3 separate regions of the Mus musculus genome follow, and all the other regions are linked to region 3. A link is a loop called in an ENCODE intact Hi-C map of the cell type or tissue named here. Cell type or tissue: heart. All regions are shown on one strand.

Region 1 (5,000 bases), 83 kb after region 3:
TTATCATTATCTTGTACTGTTTATTTTCGTCTCTCTCTACACTAAATGTTCTGACAGCAAAGACCACTGTCTTAGTTAGGGTTTCCGTTGCTGTGAAGACACACAATTGACCAAAGCAACTCTTAAAAAGGACTACATCCAATTGGGGCTGGCTTATAGGTTTAGTCCATTATCATCAAGGTGGGAAACATGGCAGTGTTCAGGCAGGCACGCTGGTTCTCTGTAGCTTAGAGTTCTACATCTTGTTCTGAAGGCAACAAGGAGATGACTGTCTCCAGGGAGCTAGGAGGAAGATCTCAAAGCCCACCCTCATATTGAGAGACTTCGTCTAACAAGGCCACACCTCCTAGTAGTGCATTCCCTGGGCCAAGCATGTACACACATGAGTTTCTAGAAGCCAAAGCTATTCAAGCCACCACAACCACACTTCATCTTCCCAATTCTACTACTAAACTCAGTGCTTGGCAGAGTCAACATTTCTTGAATAAATATGCAACTTTTATATAAGTACAATCTACTTTACGACATGATTGTCTTGTAAAAGAAATGCCAAACCACATGTGATGCTAAAGACTATTGGTTGTCAATTTGACTACATCTGAAATTAACTTTAAAGCCAAAAAAGTAGCTGGGTACACCTGTGAGGGATTTTCCCCCCTTAATTAAATCACTTAAAGTGGCCGGGCATGGTGGCCCACGCCTTTAAACCCAGCACTTGGGAGGCAGAGGCAGGCAGATTTCTGAGTTCGAGGCCAGCCTGGTCTACAGAGTGAGAGTTCCAGGACACCCAGGGCTACAGAGAAACCCTGTCTCGAAAAACCAAAAAAACAAAAGCAAAACAAATCAAAAAACAAACACACAAAAAACCACATTCCTTTAATCCCAGAACTTGGGAGGCAGAGGCAGGTGGATTTCTGAGTTTGAGGCCAGCCTGGTCTACAGAGTGAGTTCCAGGACAGCCAAAGCTATACAGAGAAACCCTGTCTCGAAACACCCCCCCCCCCAAATCATTTAAAGTGGAAGATCCACTTTTAACCCTGATTTTTTTTGAGGCAGGAAGATCCATCTTTAATATGGGCCACACCTTCTTCTAGCAGCCTTATAAAGGACATGAAAAAAGAATGCTTGCTTGCTCTTGCTCTTCCTAGAAATTACTTCACTGCCATTAGAGCCTACTTCTTCAGGATTCTGCTTATACTGAAAACCATGTGGGACATCCAGCCTTGTGGACTGAACAACTTCTGGCTTCTTGGACCTTTCACTGTTAGTCAGCCATTGTTGGACCACAGCCTATAAGTCGTTCTAATAAATCTCCTACATATAGATTCAGTCTATTGGTTTTGTTTCGCTAGAGAACCCTGGTACACGTAACACTTAAATACATGATGTAAACGTGTAGTGCATCAGTAATTTCACTTACAATGCTATTTGAATAATACACTCAGGTTTGGTGAGCTTGACTGTGCGTGTCTGGTTTATAGGTTAGTTGCAACTGTCATTTATTAGATGTAAGATTTCAGGTAGACACAATTTATAAGCATTACGATTAACAAAATTCTGACACCTTAGCCAGGTATGGTGGTACACCCCTTTAATCCCAGGCAGAAGCAGGTGAATTCTGAGTTCAAGGTCAGTCTGGAGTATTTAGTGAGTTCCAGGACAGCCAGGCTACACACCGGCCAGGAGACCCTATCTTGAAAAACCAAAACATACAACAACAAAAAGCAAACCAAAAACCAAAAAAACAAATCTGGTGGTACCCTTAAAGCGGGAAAATATGCCCCCACACCTAACTGGCACCTTATTGTTTTTATTGTCGTAGAACATAAAGGCGGACCACTGTTTGCCGGCATTAAGTATATTCGCAATGCTGAACCATCATCCATTTCCAAGAAAAACACAACGTTCAAGTCTACTTTTTAAAAAGAAAGTTAAGAACCGCTAAGTCCTTAAGCACTATCGAAAATGATCCTCACACAGGAACCAAACAGGAGGGCAGCCCCGCAAATGCAAGCAAAGTTGCTGGGGGTAGAAAACATTGAAAATCCGTGAAAACAGCGGTGCCACATACGCGTCAATCTGCGAGGGGGGGGGGGGGGAAAGAGCTCTCCACAGCCAAATCACAAGGCAGAAATGGCCTGTTAGGACCGAGCCCTCCTTCCCCGGAAAGCAGCTTGACCGGCAAGGTGAGGGACCCTGGCCTCCCACCCGCGCCCGCGAAGTGTTGGGGTGCAGTGCGGCCAACCCGCAGATCTTAGGCGGGTCAGCTGTGGAAGACGCCGTCCCGGCGCGGAGGCAGGCATGGCTCCGATCGGAGGGCGAGGGCTACTTTATTTATTTTTAAATCACTAGGGGACGCGGCTAGGAGTCCGTGAGACTCTCCGCACAGTCTGAGGCTCCCCGCCCGCCGTGCTCCGGTTCCACCTCGGCCTCATCATGGCTCCGCGCCGCGGGCTCCCCACTTTCTTCCCATTTTTTTATTTCGTGAACTCGTAGCTGAGCCCCAGGCAGGCCACGGCATCCAAACCGCGGCTGGCCTAGCGCCTTTAGTCACCTCGGAGCCATCTTTATCACCTGAAGAGTTTAGCGCCAGGCGCCCTCCTTGCTAGTTTTAAATCTGGCCGGGGCAGTTCCTCTCGGGGCCTGCCCCACCCTCATGGCCAATCAGCAGCGGGCCCGCCATTTTTCAAACGCTTTTCCTGCCGCCAATCAGGGCCGAGCAGTACATTCCTCTCTAGACCGGTTCCAACGGGTCTGGGAGTTAACGACCTGGGAGACCCACCGAACCTGCTAGGCTTAGCCTGGAGGGACGGGCCTGGCCAGACACCCACCAATCGGAAGCCTTCTCCGTGGGGGGGCGGGGACTCTCCGGGTTTGAATAATCCTCCACAGCCAATCAGAGCGGAGGGAGGTGTGGCCCGCGACTGGTCTGGTCAAGTTGCCGTGGCGCGGAGAACTCTGCAAAACAAGAGGCTGGGGATTGCGTTAGCGAGAAACCAGTTCTCGCCGGAGCTTGGGGAAGGAAGTCTCTCTGCGGAGGTCTGAGGGAAGCAGCGCTCGCAGCAGGTAAGGTTCGGCCGGGAGGCCCGGGGCTTGGCGGCCTGGCTCTTAACGCGTAGACGTGGGGGGACGTCTGCCGGGCTTCGGCGTGGCGGCTTCGGCGGCTTTAGAGGGCGGCCGAGTCTTTGGGTGAGGGCCGGGGCCATGGAGGGCGGCCAGAAAGCCCTTGAGCCCGGCCGCGTTTCTTTTTCTTTCTCTCTGTCTCTTTCTTAAAAACTGGATTGGCTGTGGGTCTCGCGGTGGCTTGTGTAAGTGTAAGGCGCGCGGCTTTTCTGTCAGGGAGGGCGCGCGGCCGGCGGCGGCTTTCGGCCTCCGGGCGAGGGGCTGAGGCGCGGGCGGGCGGGCGAGTCGGGCGGGTCGGAGCCGGCTGGGGCTGGGCTGGGCCGGGCCTGGCCGGGGCGCGCGCTCCCGCGCTCGCTCGCGGGGGCGCGCGGGGTTTAGGCGGGAAGCGGAGCGGAATCCCCCCCCTCCCCGCTGTCCCCGCTCCCCTCCCCCACGCTCCTCACTCCTTGCAGCCCCCTCCCCGCGGGTCCCCACCCCGGTCCCCGGTCCGGACACGGCTTTCTCCTCGGCAGGTAGACAGACGCCGCGCCGTCGTCATGGGCAAGGGTGACCCCAACAAGCCGCGGGGCAAAATGTCCTCGTACGCCTTCTTCGTGCAGACCTGCCGCGAGGAGCACAAGAAGAAGCATCCCGACTCGTCGGTGAACTTCGCCGAGTTCTCCAAGAAATGCTCCGAGAGATGGAAGGTGAGGGAGGGAGGGCGGGCGGCGCGCGTGCCCGGCTGCAGGCCGTTTCCGGGCTGCTTTTGGCGGGTCCCCGCGGGCGGGGGCGGGTCGGATGGGGGGGGGGGACGACAGGGACCAGGGAGCGCGCGAGCTTTTGCCACCCTGGGGACCCGAGGGTTTTAAAGGTTGGTCTCCAAGCCGAGGGCGCCCTTAATGCAAATGCCTCAGAGTTTACAGATTGACTCGACTTATTTGTTTATCCACTTTCTTTATTACTCGGACAGCTAGGAGCTTTGAAGTCCTTGCCGATTGACTCGTTTTTTCTGCCCCATAGACCATGTCTGCAAAGGAAAAGTCCAAGTTTGAAGATTTGGCCAAGAGCGACAAAGCTCGTTATGACAGGGAGATGAAGAACTATGTTCCTCCCAAAGGGGATAAGAAAGGAAAGAAAAAAGACCCCAATGCTCCGAAGAGACCACCGTAAGTTGATCTGAGAACTAACGAACCCATCGCCCCCCCAGCCCCCATCGTCCTCTATTTGTTAACTCTTGCTTCCTTGCAGGTCTGCCTTCTTCCTGTTTTGCTCTGAAAATCGCCCAAAGATCAAAATTGAACACCCAGGCCTGTCTATTGGAGATACTGCGAAGAAACTGGGTGAGATGTGGTCTGAGCAATCTGCCAAAGATAAACAACCGTATGAGCAGAAAGCAGCTAAACTAAAGGAGAAGTATGAAAAGGTACGGTGCCTTTTAAATAATAACTGATATTTCTATATGATATATGTCAGCTGTAGGAACTTGGGATATTTGTTAACCACTGCCTGTCAGTTTTTGGAAACCCCAGATGAAAGTTGAGCAGTACAGACAAGTTCACCTTGTGATACTGTGTTTTGTGGCCCTTGCAAATTTCCTGCCTGTACACTCGTGGTAGTTGTGTAAATCTATTTTAGAGGGTAGAGTGCCAGCTATGTTTTTAGGTAGTTTGTATATTAAATATAAATATAAGGTGCGAAAGGGGTTGACATTGATAGTAAAAGTGCAGTAACTGATCTCAGGGAGCTCTCATTAGTTACCTGATGTGCTTTCTCAAGCATGGAGGGAACAATTGCTCTCAAACCTGGAGTGGTTTGAATACCAGCTAATAAGGGTTTTGGTCGATGTTAAATTGTTTACAATTAAGTGGTTTTTCACACTTGAGTAGTGGTATCGGATG
Region 2 (5,000 bases), 100 kb after region 3:
TACTCGACACTGTCTGTCTAGTTTTCAAGCAAAAATCAGAATTTTGAAAAATTTACCACTATTATGAAGACTTTACACAATTTAAAGACTTTTCTAACAAAACAAGTTTTATATTTCTATTTTTTTTTTCGAGACAGGGTTTCTCTGTATAGCCCTGGCTGTCCTGTAACTCACTCTGTAGACCAGGCTGGCTCGAACTAAGAAATCCGCCTGCCTCTGCCTCCCGAGTGCTGGGATTAAAGGTGTGCGTCACCACGCCCGGCTCTAATTTTTAAATATATATTGTACAATGGAATATGTCAGCATTTGGGAGATCTTTATAACTTAGTGAATAGTATAATGTATTAATTTAGCATAATTTGAAACTTAAAAAGGTTACAAATTCTTGCAATTTAATTTCCAATCCCAGAAATACTCTTAATAACAACCTACATGAGAGCTATTTGGGAAGAGTGTTGGTTATCTTTTTACTGTTAAGGGTCTCAATTTTGTTGCATAGGCTGCCTTCAAATACACAGCCTTCCTACCTTGGCCTCACGAGTTTTGAGATTCCAGGCTAGCACAACAGTACTGAGTGAGTTTCAATTACCCTTAAGATTTAAGGGGGAATGCTGAAGCCAGGAAATCTGTAGACTCGGCTCATAATGATCTTCTCAGCAACCCGTATGTCACAATCCCTTTCCTAACAGCATCCACTGTTTCCTATGGCGACTGCACAGAATGTCAGCTCACATTAGGGACAACCTGAGTGCGGTCCTCAGATTCTCCTGAGACTCTTAATGCTGGATTTCTGCTCATCTAGTTTTTCTCTCTGAAAACTGACCAGAAACAATCACCTACGTTCTTCTCTTTTTCCCTCCCTTAAAACATTTTTGCTTATTTTTAACTGCATCTTTTTTTCATCTATACATTATAGAACAGCATGTTTTAGATAGCTTCCACACCCTCATACTCTGTCACTGGGGAGATGAACAAATGTGTAGTGTCTTAAATACCTAAAACATGTAGATTCTAGTTTTTAATTTTTTTTTTTTAATTTGGGGGTTGGTACTGAGGATTAAATTACTATGTGGTACCTCTGAGTTCTATCCCCAGCCAATATCCATTCGTGTGGTCTTCCTATGTAGTATCTTACTTACGGTTCCCCGTCCCTCTGCTCCTCCCAGTTCCTCCCACCTCCTCTCACATCCAAATCCGATCCCTGTCTGTCTCTCATTAGAAAACAGCCAGGCTTCGAAGGGGTGGTAATAAAGTAAGATAAAACAAGAACCAACACACCAGGGGCTGGAGAGATGGCTCAATGGTTAAGAGCACTGACTGCTCTTCCAAAGGTCCTGAGTTCAAATCCCATCAACCACACGGTGGCTCACAACCATCTGTAATGAGATCTGATGCCCTCTTCTGGTGTGTCTGAAGACAGCTACAGTGTACTTACATATAATAATATATATATATATATATATATATATGAACCAACACTGGACCAAACAAGCAAACAGAAGGAAACCCAAGAAATCACAAGAGTCAGCGACCCAGGGTCCCAGTATGTAGTCCAGGCTGGCCTTGAACTCACATTCCTGCTTCAGCCTCCAGAAAGCCACTCATGACTGCTACTCTTTTCTACTTTAAAAGTTGCTCTTCTCACAGGTCTCTACCAGTGGTTCCTCTTCATTTTCTTTTGTGAAAATAAACACTATCAACCTGTCAGGATTCTCTAATATCTTTTCCAACTCGTTATTAAAATTTGTTTTCGGATCTTGAGAGCTAACTCAGCAGGTTAAGACGCTTGTTTCAAAGCCTCTTGACCCAGGTTCGATCCCTGAGACCCACATAAAGGTGGATGAGAGAACAGGTTGCTCAAAGTTGTCCTCTGACCTCAGGACATGCGTGCATGGCACAGGGCCGGAGTGTCTCTCTCCTCACGCATGTCACACACAGGACACAAACAGTGACAGTGCATAAAAATAAAACTCGGCAATTGACGTGCTCAGAATGCACGAGATGGCGCCTGGGAATATTTTCTAAGGAAGGAACAATGCCTTCAGAGCGGGAGTGGGAGAGCAAACATTACATGATTAGAATGGAGGCCTTCTTCCGAGCCTTTCAGTTTGCAAGGCTTGGCTAATGTTTGAGTTCATAACAAGACAAACTGACTGGTTCTGTCCCAACGGACACCTTGAAGATTATACATTCCGGGTGTGCAAACGAGTGGTCGCTGACTCCTGTGCCTCCCTTTGGTCTCTTTCTTCTGTTTGCTTGTTTTGTCCTGTTCTGATATGTTAGTTCCTGTTTTGTTTTATTATGATTCCTTAGCAGCCCGTCTGTTTTCTTATGAGAGACAGAAAGGAAGCAGATTTGGACGGGAGGCGAGGTGGGAGGAACTGGGAGGAGCAGAGGGAGGGGAAACCATAATCAGGATATGTTATGTGAGGGGGAAAAAATCTATGAGAAAATTCAATCAAAGGAAAAAAATTATACATTAATCCATTAACATGGTCAATCTTGCCAGAAAGCTTTAAACCTGCACAGCCCTAACAGAAAAGCAGCTCCAAGGGCTGCAGGGTCGTGTGAATAAATCTGACCTTTAAAACAACCAACCCCTATTCCAGTCAGCAGAAGGTGAAGAAACAGGAAGGCTCAGCGGCCATTTCTTATTTGCCTGTCTCTACCGCCACCTGCTGGACAGCAAGAGGCAAGAACTTTCTTCTTTAATGGTCTAAGTTTGTTGCTTGTCCTTGACTCATTCACATTTTTAACATTGGATTTAGATCTGAAAACGGCGCTGGTAGCGGCCTCCTGGAACACCAGCATTCGCGAGTTTCTGAGACTGGCACTGACTCTTCATGCCTATCACGGTGGTCTCGCTGCATGATGTCCCTGCTCCAGGGAACACAAGGGATACCTCATTATAGCTCAGTGATTCACCCAAGCAAGCAGGTGTAAATAACTCACGCTGGAAGTCCAAGTCACACATGTGAACACTTGGTCTGCAGATTTATCCATCTAAATTCTACTGGCTACTTGTTCCTGACAACGCGACAGCATAGGCAATCCCGGGAGCTGGACGACGGCATACCTTGAAGTACTGCCATTCCTTAAATTCATTTAGGTTACAGTGTGTGATCATGACTTTGGATCCATCAGGCCCCTTTGTCAAACACTGGTCGTACTGCATGAGCTGGTTTGCTTCATTGATTCGGAAAAGCTATTGAACAAACAAAATGGAGATGTCTTTCTCGCCAACACATGTTTTATGAAAAGGATGAAATATAACTCCTATAATTAACCTGAATAACTTATTCTATAATTTTTGTCCATGTTGGAGACCTCTAGTCTGCAGACAAGAACTACTGTCATTCTGAGATTAGTGAAGACTTCTATCAATATAAGAATTACACTCTTAATTCTTTAAGCCTCTAATACACAGAATGGGTAATTAACACATTTATCATTACCAACAACAAAAAAAAATTTAAAAGCTAGAAGCAAGCCTAATAGTTTTTTCACAACTGAAATTAGACATATGAAAATCCCTACATTAGGAAGCAAGAGAATATGTGTAAAATAATATTTGTGTAAAATACCTACCGGTACCGGAAGTAAACCAATTTCACTTAGTAAACCCCATTTGCAAACCTTTAGGGGTTAGGCTTACTCAGTCATCATTAGTATACGTTCCCATGTTCCCACAAGAACATACTTTTATCACTTGTGTGCAGACATTTCTACATTTCCCTATTTAAGTGAAATATTTTAGCTTTACTGAACATTTTTTATTAAGTCAAAATTAATAAATTAAAAACCAAACAAAGGGCTAGAGAGATGATGGCTCAGAGGCTAAGAGCACTGACTGCTCTTCTTTAGGTCCTGAGTTCAATTCCCAGCAACCACATGGTGGCGCACAACCATCTATAAGGAAGTCTTGGCACCCTTTTCTGGCATGCAGGCATATATGCAGGCATAACAAATGGATGGGTAGATGGATCTTAAAAACAAAACAAACAAGCAAACCAAAACCCAAACCCAAACTAAACTCGTCTGTCTGTGACCAGTGAGTCTGGTGGATCTCAGTGCTGACCAGCCCTGAAGGAAGGGGACTCACCTGGTTCCCACCCATCCTGTGGCAGGGTCCTAGCTCCACGAAGCCTCCATTCGTCTTCCCCATGCTATCAATACAGTATGCAGTTTCGAGGCCTCGGATCTAAAGGATGAAGAGAACCAACACACAGGAAACAGTATGGTTTGTAACAAGCCAGCACCCGAGTGTGAGACTTCCAAGTTCAATGTACTGTCACGGAGTTCAGGGCTGTTGTGGTGCCGGGCTGTAACTAGTATCACCAACCTGTAGGTCTGTTTTAGCATCCATGTGACTGAGAGGCACAGAGAGGCGAGCTCTGTAAGTACACTGGGGGCAGACAGCCGCTCTGGACACGGAACAGACCCTGCTTTCTCAGTCCTCTCACTGGCTGGGCAGCACTTCTTGGGGAGGGGACTCAAGGTGTCTCAGAACAAGGATAACGGCACACAGTGTGGCTCTCCTCTAACTACCACGGAGTGGTTAAATGGAGGCAAAAGCAAATAGCCATTCCGCTCATTTGGGATAGAATTTTGTGCTAAAATAATCACATTTAGAGGAATTTTGTCTTCATCTCAATTATAGGTCACTGTACCATTCGGATCTAGTGCTGATTCTGTGGGTTCTGAGGAGGATACGAGCTCTTGAGTCCATGGAGATGAGCAAGTCACAGTCCCCTGGACCACCACCACTTGGGGACAAGCAGGTGTGAGGTCCAAAGAGGAGTTGAATGTGCAGATGAAGCAGCCTACACACTGCCCAGGGAAGCTCAGACTTCTCAGGGGACATCTTTTAAATTGGGGTTTATTTCGGAATGCTCAGCAGATGAATGGAAAGGATAATGGAAAGGAAGTAAGGGGTAGATGGCAGAATGTGGACAAATTCCTCTGAAGATATAATTAGGACAGAGATGGTAAAAGGAGGG
Region 3 (5,000 bases):
GTGGTTGTGAGCCACCACGTGGTTGCTGGGATTTGAACTCAGGACCTTCAGAAGGGCAGTCAGTGCTCTTACCCGTTGAGCTATCTCACCAGCCCCATTCGATCATTTTTAATTTAAAAAATTTTTCTTTTGATATCTATTCGTCTTAGGTTAGCATACATAGTTCATAACATGCATAGTTTCATTGTGATATTTTAAAATATACATGTCAGTGTACTTTGTACTTAATTACTCCCCTCCCACAATGACATGACCCATATTCCTGGCCCCTCCCTGGATGGTTCCCCTCTTTCCCCAGGTAGTGCCCCCTCGTGTATTCACTTAAATGCTTTGTATCAAAAATAAATAGATAGATAGATAGATAGATAGATAGATAGATAGATAGATAGATAAATAATTTATTATGAATACTTTTTATCTCTCACATTTTATAAATAGGGATTATAGTGGAAAAATGTTTTCTATCTTAAAATTTGCTAGGAGAAACATGCTGCAAACATTAAAAAGCTTAATGCCAAGTACAGCTGTTCTCTATCCTGTGTGTGTGGGGTCAAATATCAGATATCCTGCATATCAGAGATTTATATTATGATACATAACAGTAGCAAAATTACACTTATGAAGTAGCAATGAAAATAATTTTCTGGTTGGGGGGGTCACCACAACATGAGTAACTGTATTAAAGGGTCACCAGCATTAGCAAAGTTGAGAACCACTGTCCTACTATATTAGAGGGTAGAAAGTGCTTCATACACTTTATTTTTGGTTTCTTTGAGACGGGATGTCATGTAACCCAGGCTGTCCCTGAATTTCTGATTCCCCCACCTGCACCCCCAAGAGCTGGGACTACAAGCATGCACCACTACATTTGACTTAATATGTGATTTTTACAAAGATAAAAAGAAGGGCCATAAAGAGAATGAGGGAGTAACAATCTTAACAATGTGATCTCCCTCCCCCTGCCTCCCCCTCTCCCTCCCGTTTCTCCCTTTCCCGGTCCCCCTTCCCCCACCACTTCCCTTCTCCCCCTCTCTTCTTTTTCCCCATATCACAAATTAATTAAATAACACATTCTAGAGGCAATACCCTTTTTCTCTGGTAGTTTCTGCAGGTTTTGGAATCAGCCAGACTTGTGTTCCAACTCTGTCAGCCTTCGTCACAGAAAACAACCAAAACAAAACAAAATATCATCGACAACAGCAAAGAACATAAAACAAACAAACAAAAAGTCCCAAGTCCTCCGTAGCTTAAAAAGCAAACGTTTGTACAAAACCACATTGAGATAGCACCTCCCAGGCATCAAGATGACTCATAAAAGAAACACATAATGGGTCAGTAAGGATGTGGTGAGCTTTGCTGGTGGGAGACGAGCTGTTGTAGAAAGCACCAACATAAGAACAGAGTTACCATATGATCTGGCAATCCCATCTCTCGATGGAATCGGAAGCGGGGACTTGAAGTGAGTTCTGCATAGCTAGGCTCACAGCAATGTTGCTGAGAGTTACTCACAGGAGGAAACAACCTACATGTGAAAGCATACACAAAACACAGTAGATACACAGCACAGTATGATTCTACATCAAATATACAACAGTATGAAGGAACTTAGAGGACATTGCACTAGACAAATCAATCACAAGAAGAGAACGGCTATGTAAGTCACGGCGTGAGAACCGTTACATTGATAGAGGCCGTCGTGATGAAGACGGTGCCCCAAAGGTGCTAGAGGTGAGGAGAAACAGGAAGTTTCTGTTCAATGCATACAGAATTTCCGTGTCACAGGATGAAATGATAAGAAAATTCGGTGGCGATGGGTGCACAAGATAAATGCATTTTGCACCAAGCTGTACGCTTAAAAATTGATAAGATGATAGATTTTTATGTGTATACATTTTTACCACATTTAAAGCCTTTTAAACATTAGAAAAATAGAAGTGGCTGGAAAACATTAAAAACAAAGGTGTAGGGACTGCAGAGATGGCTCACTGGTTGCCTTTCCAGAAGATCTGGGTTCAGTTCCCAGACCCAACCCAATCAGCCAACAACCTCCAGTTCCAGGTGATCTGGTCCCTCTTTTGCCTTCCTCGGGCACTGCACGCAGATGATGCCCAGACACGCATGCAGGCAAAACACCCATACATGTAAAATAAATAAAATAAGATCTCAAGCAACAATATTTAAAAGACACAAAAAACATCTATTCATCTCATGAGCTGACCATAGATAGGTCAGCTGTGACTGATAAGCTCAACTCCTCTGTTAGGGATTAGTTCAGTGACCCATGTCATCTTCCAGGAGCTGGAGCTGAGGGAGGAGGCTTTGTGCTTTGGTAGAGACCGTCAGTGGTAAGGCAGACCTAATTGAAGTCACTCAGGCACATATTCATTCAAAGCACACCCTACTGACCAAAGAAAGCCCCATTGGTCAAGACAAAGAAGCTATTGGAAGCCCAGAAGTATGTCTTTTGCATACACAGGAAAGGGGAGCAAAGGCTGGGGAGGATGAATAATTTAGAATCAATAATTCAATAAAAATTGAATGAGTCACCCCCTGCCTTGCAATTTTCATGATCTGTGCCGATTACCAGTAGCAAATTATTTATACTGCAATTCACACATGTCAAGAGACACATAGAGTAAACAGATCCTGTGTAGATACAGGGGAAAAAGCAGTTGGCTGTCCAGGAAATGTTATTTGTCCACCTGTGAAACAGCAGTAAGGACAAGGATATTCTTCAGAAATTCACTTCGACTCAATTCTTTTGTAGGCTTAAAGAACAGTCGGGACCTGAAATTCAAGAAATATAGCGTAAGCTACTGTTCTTGAGCTATTTTACTACGACTTGAGTCCTGCATAAAATCAGACAGCTGTCTAAAACACCGCCGTGGTTCTTTCCCGTGGTAAAACATAGCCAATAGGTTAAAGTATTTATTAAAGGCATATTTCCCGCCTCTAAAGCTGCTTTTCAGTACAAACAGCAGGTGGCGCTCGACAACAACTTAAGATTGGAATTCCAAGGTTATTTTCACTTCCTGTTCCTTTATAAAGCAGAACTACAGCCTGTAATAAAAAAATAAAATAAAGTAAAAAAAAACAAACAACAGCATAAACCAAGGTGAGAACCTGAGTCTTTATGACCTTGCATCAAAAGGGAGGGCCCAAGAAGCCTGGTGAGTGACCGGAATTTCTAAAGTTTGTCTTTGAAACTTGGAAATCGCTTTCCTTCTGAGCCCAAGGTGTGAGGCTGTAAGAGCAGCGCGCTGTCGAGGGAGGGTATATCTACCTGCCATGCATGGGAGCAAGAGTGGCTGACAAGGGGAGATTCGCTCAGGAAGCTCTGATACTAACTCAGGTTGTTCACATCCTAGGGCCGAGGATGGAAGATGACTGTAGTAAGCAGATGAACGGATAATTTAGCACGCATTTAAGAGAGAGAGAGAGAGAGAGACAGAGACAGAGACAGAGACAGAGAGACAGAGAGACAGAGAGACAGAGAGACAGAGAGACAGAGAGAGACAGAGAGAGACAGAGAGAGACAGAGACAGAGAGAGAGTTAGTTGATGCTCCAGGCAAGGCCTCGGGGGTGGAGTGGCCAGTGGTGGACTGGGAAAGCACCCTGTCCGAGGCAAAGGGGAAGGGGGAGGGGTAAAGAACTCTGAGATGGGGAGGGGAGCAACATTTGGTATGTAAATAAATTAAATAAAGAATAGGGCTGGAGAGATGGCTCAGCGGTGAGCACTTCCAGAAGTCCTGAGTTCAATTCCCAGCAACCACATGGTGGCTCACAACCATCTGTAATGGGATCCGATGTCCTCTTCGGGTGTGTCTAACAAGAGTGACAGTGTACTCACATACAAGAAATAAGTAAATAAATCTTAAAAAAGAAGAAGAAGAAGAAGAAGAAGAAGAAGAAGAAGAAGAAGAAGAAGAAGAAGAAGAAGAAGAAGAAGAAGAAGAAGAAGAAGAAGAAGAGAAGGGAAGGGAAGGGAAGGGAAGGGAAGGGAAGGGAAGGGAAGGGAAGGGAAGGGAAGGGAAGGGAAGGGAAGGGAAGGGAAGGGAAGGGAAGGGAAGGGAAGGGAAGGGAAGGAAGGAAGGAAGGAAGGAAGGAAGAAAGAAAGAAAGAAAGAAAGAAAGAAAGAAAGAAAAGAAAAATATTTTGAAAAAGAAGTTTATTTGTGACCTGGAGGAGGGGGTAGAGGCAGATATGGGAGGGGACCAGAGAAGGACAAAAGGAGAGGAGACAGGAGGGAAGAAAGAAGGCTGTCCAGGAACACATAGAGAAGGGGGGCAGGGAGGGGGGAGGAAGAGTAGATGGAGAAAGAGAGAGACAGAGACTGAGAGACAGAGAAAGACAGGCAGAGAGATTTAGCAGGCTTTTAAACAAGAAAGCCTCGAATGATAGAACCCATTATGAATTATTCTGGGTAGCTCAGCCCACGAACAGGGCAGAGTTGTCCGGTGGCGGTCTGCTGTTGTTCCTGCACGTCTTGTTCGCACTGAGAAGACACCAAGAGTGCATCTGCCTGTTTAGCTCGTTGACTACCCTCTGGCGCTTAAATACGAATCTAAGAAAAGGTCTTGTAGGCACTCGGCTGCTGTGGAGAACCGAGGAGTGATCCAAATGACTAACTGTGACTATCAGCCCGTCTCAGTGGCCTGAGAGACAAATGTTCTCTTACTCATCTTTCATAAATGTGCTCATTGAATGTAGGTCAGCTGTGACTCGTGGGCTCAGTTGAGCTGAATGTTCTCAGGAAAACGTTTCTCTTGCAGCAGTTTGTTGGTGGTATTTTAAAGTATTACGGCAGCCTTCTTGCATGCCACGAGATGATATAATGGAAAGAGCAATGGCTTCAAAAGACACATTATTAGAATTTAGCTCTTAAGTATGATCTCCATGTTTCTACACAGACCTTACCAGAAGAGAATCCCTTTGTTTTCAATTTATAGTGTTCTCCGTTACCCGCAGCCAGTAACCTGATTTCCCTGACCCTCTGTCT

Evidence for each region. Peaks named below come from ENCODE experiments on the same cell type or tissue, not always from the same donor. Only the 100,000 strongest peaks of a DNase experiment are listed, where the experiment ranks them.
Region 1: a loop joins it to region 3, with 2.8 times the contacts of the local background. A loop is called at or near these places in 20 of 42 quality-filtered maps.
Region 2: a loop joins it to region 3, with 8 times the contacts of the local background. A loop is called at or near these places in 40 of 42 quality-filtered maps.

Annotation. Positions count from the first base shown.
Region 1 is chr8:57,508,940-57,513,939 of GRCm38, forward strand. Hmgb2 (high mobility group box 2) reads left to right here and starts at 2,904. Exons shown (of 5, transcript NM_008252.3): 1 at 2,904-3,066; 2 at 3,636-3,809; 3 at 4,123-4,268; 4 at 4,351-4,525. The coding sequence starts at 3,660. 2500002B13Rik (RIKEN cDNA 2500002B13 gene) reads left to right here. Exons shown (of 4, transcript NR_126553.1): 4 at 1,149-1,323. In heart, a CTCF peak has its summit at 2,710; DNase peaks (open chromatin) are centred at 2,812, 3,732 and 3,782; H3K4me3 peaks cover 3,475 bases; H3K27ac peaks cover 3,330 bases.
Region 2 is chr8:57,528,526-57,533,525 of GRCm38, forward strand. It overlaps Galnt7 (polypeptide N-acetylgalactosaminyltransferase 7), which reads right to left. Exons shown (of 12, transcript NM_144731.4): 10 at 4,103-4,201; 11 at 3,077-3,205. Among named protein-coding and RNA genes, the nearest start is that of Gm51574, 9.2 kb to the right of the region's middle. In heart, CTCF peaks have their summits at 2,684 (motif pointing left) and 3,891 (motif pointing right); DNase peaks (open chromatin) are centred at 2,376 and 2,636; H3K4me3 peaks cover 505 bases; H3K27ac peaks cover 575 bases.
Region 3 is chr8:57,426,413-57,431,412 of GRCm38, forward strand. No RefSeq gene overlaps it. Among named protein-coding and RNA genes, the nearest start is that of Gm34099, 26 kb to the left of the region's middle. In heart, CTCF peaks have their summits at 48, 2,976 (motif pointing right) and 4,542; a DNase peak (open chromatin) is centred at 2,989; H3K27ac peaks cover 317 bases.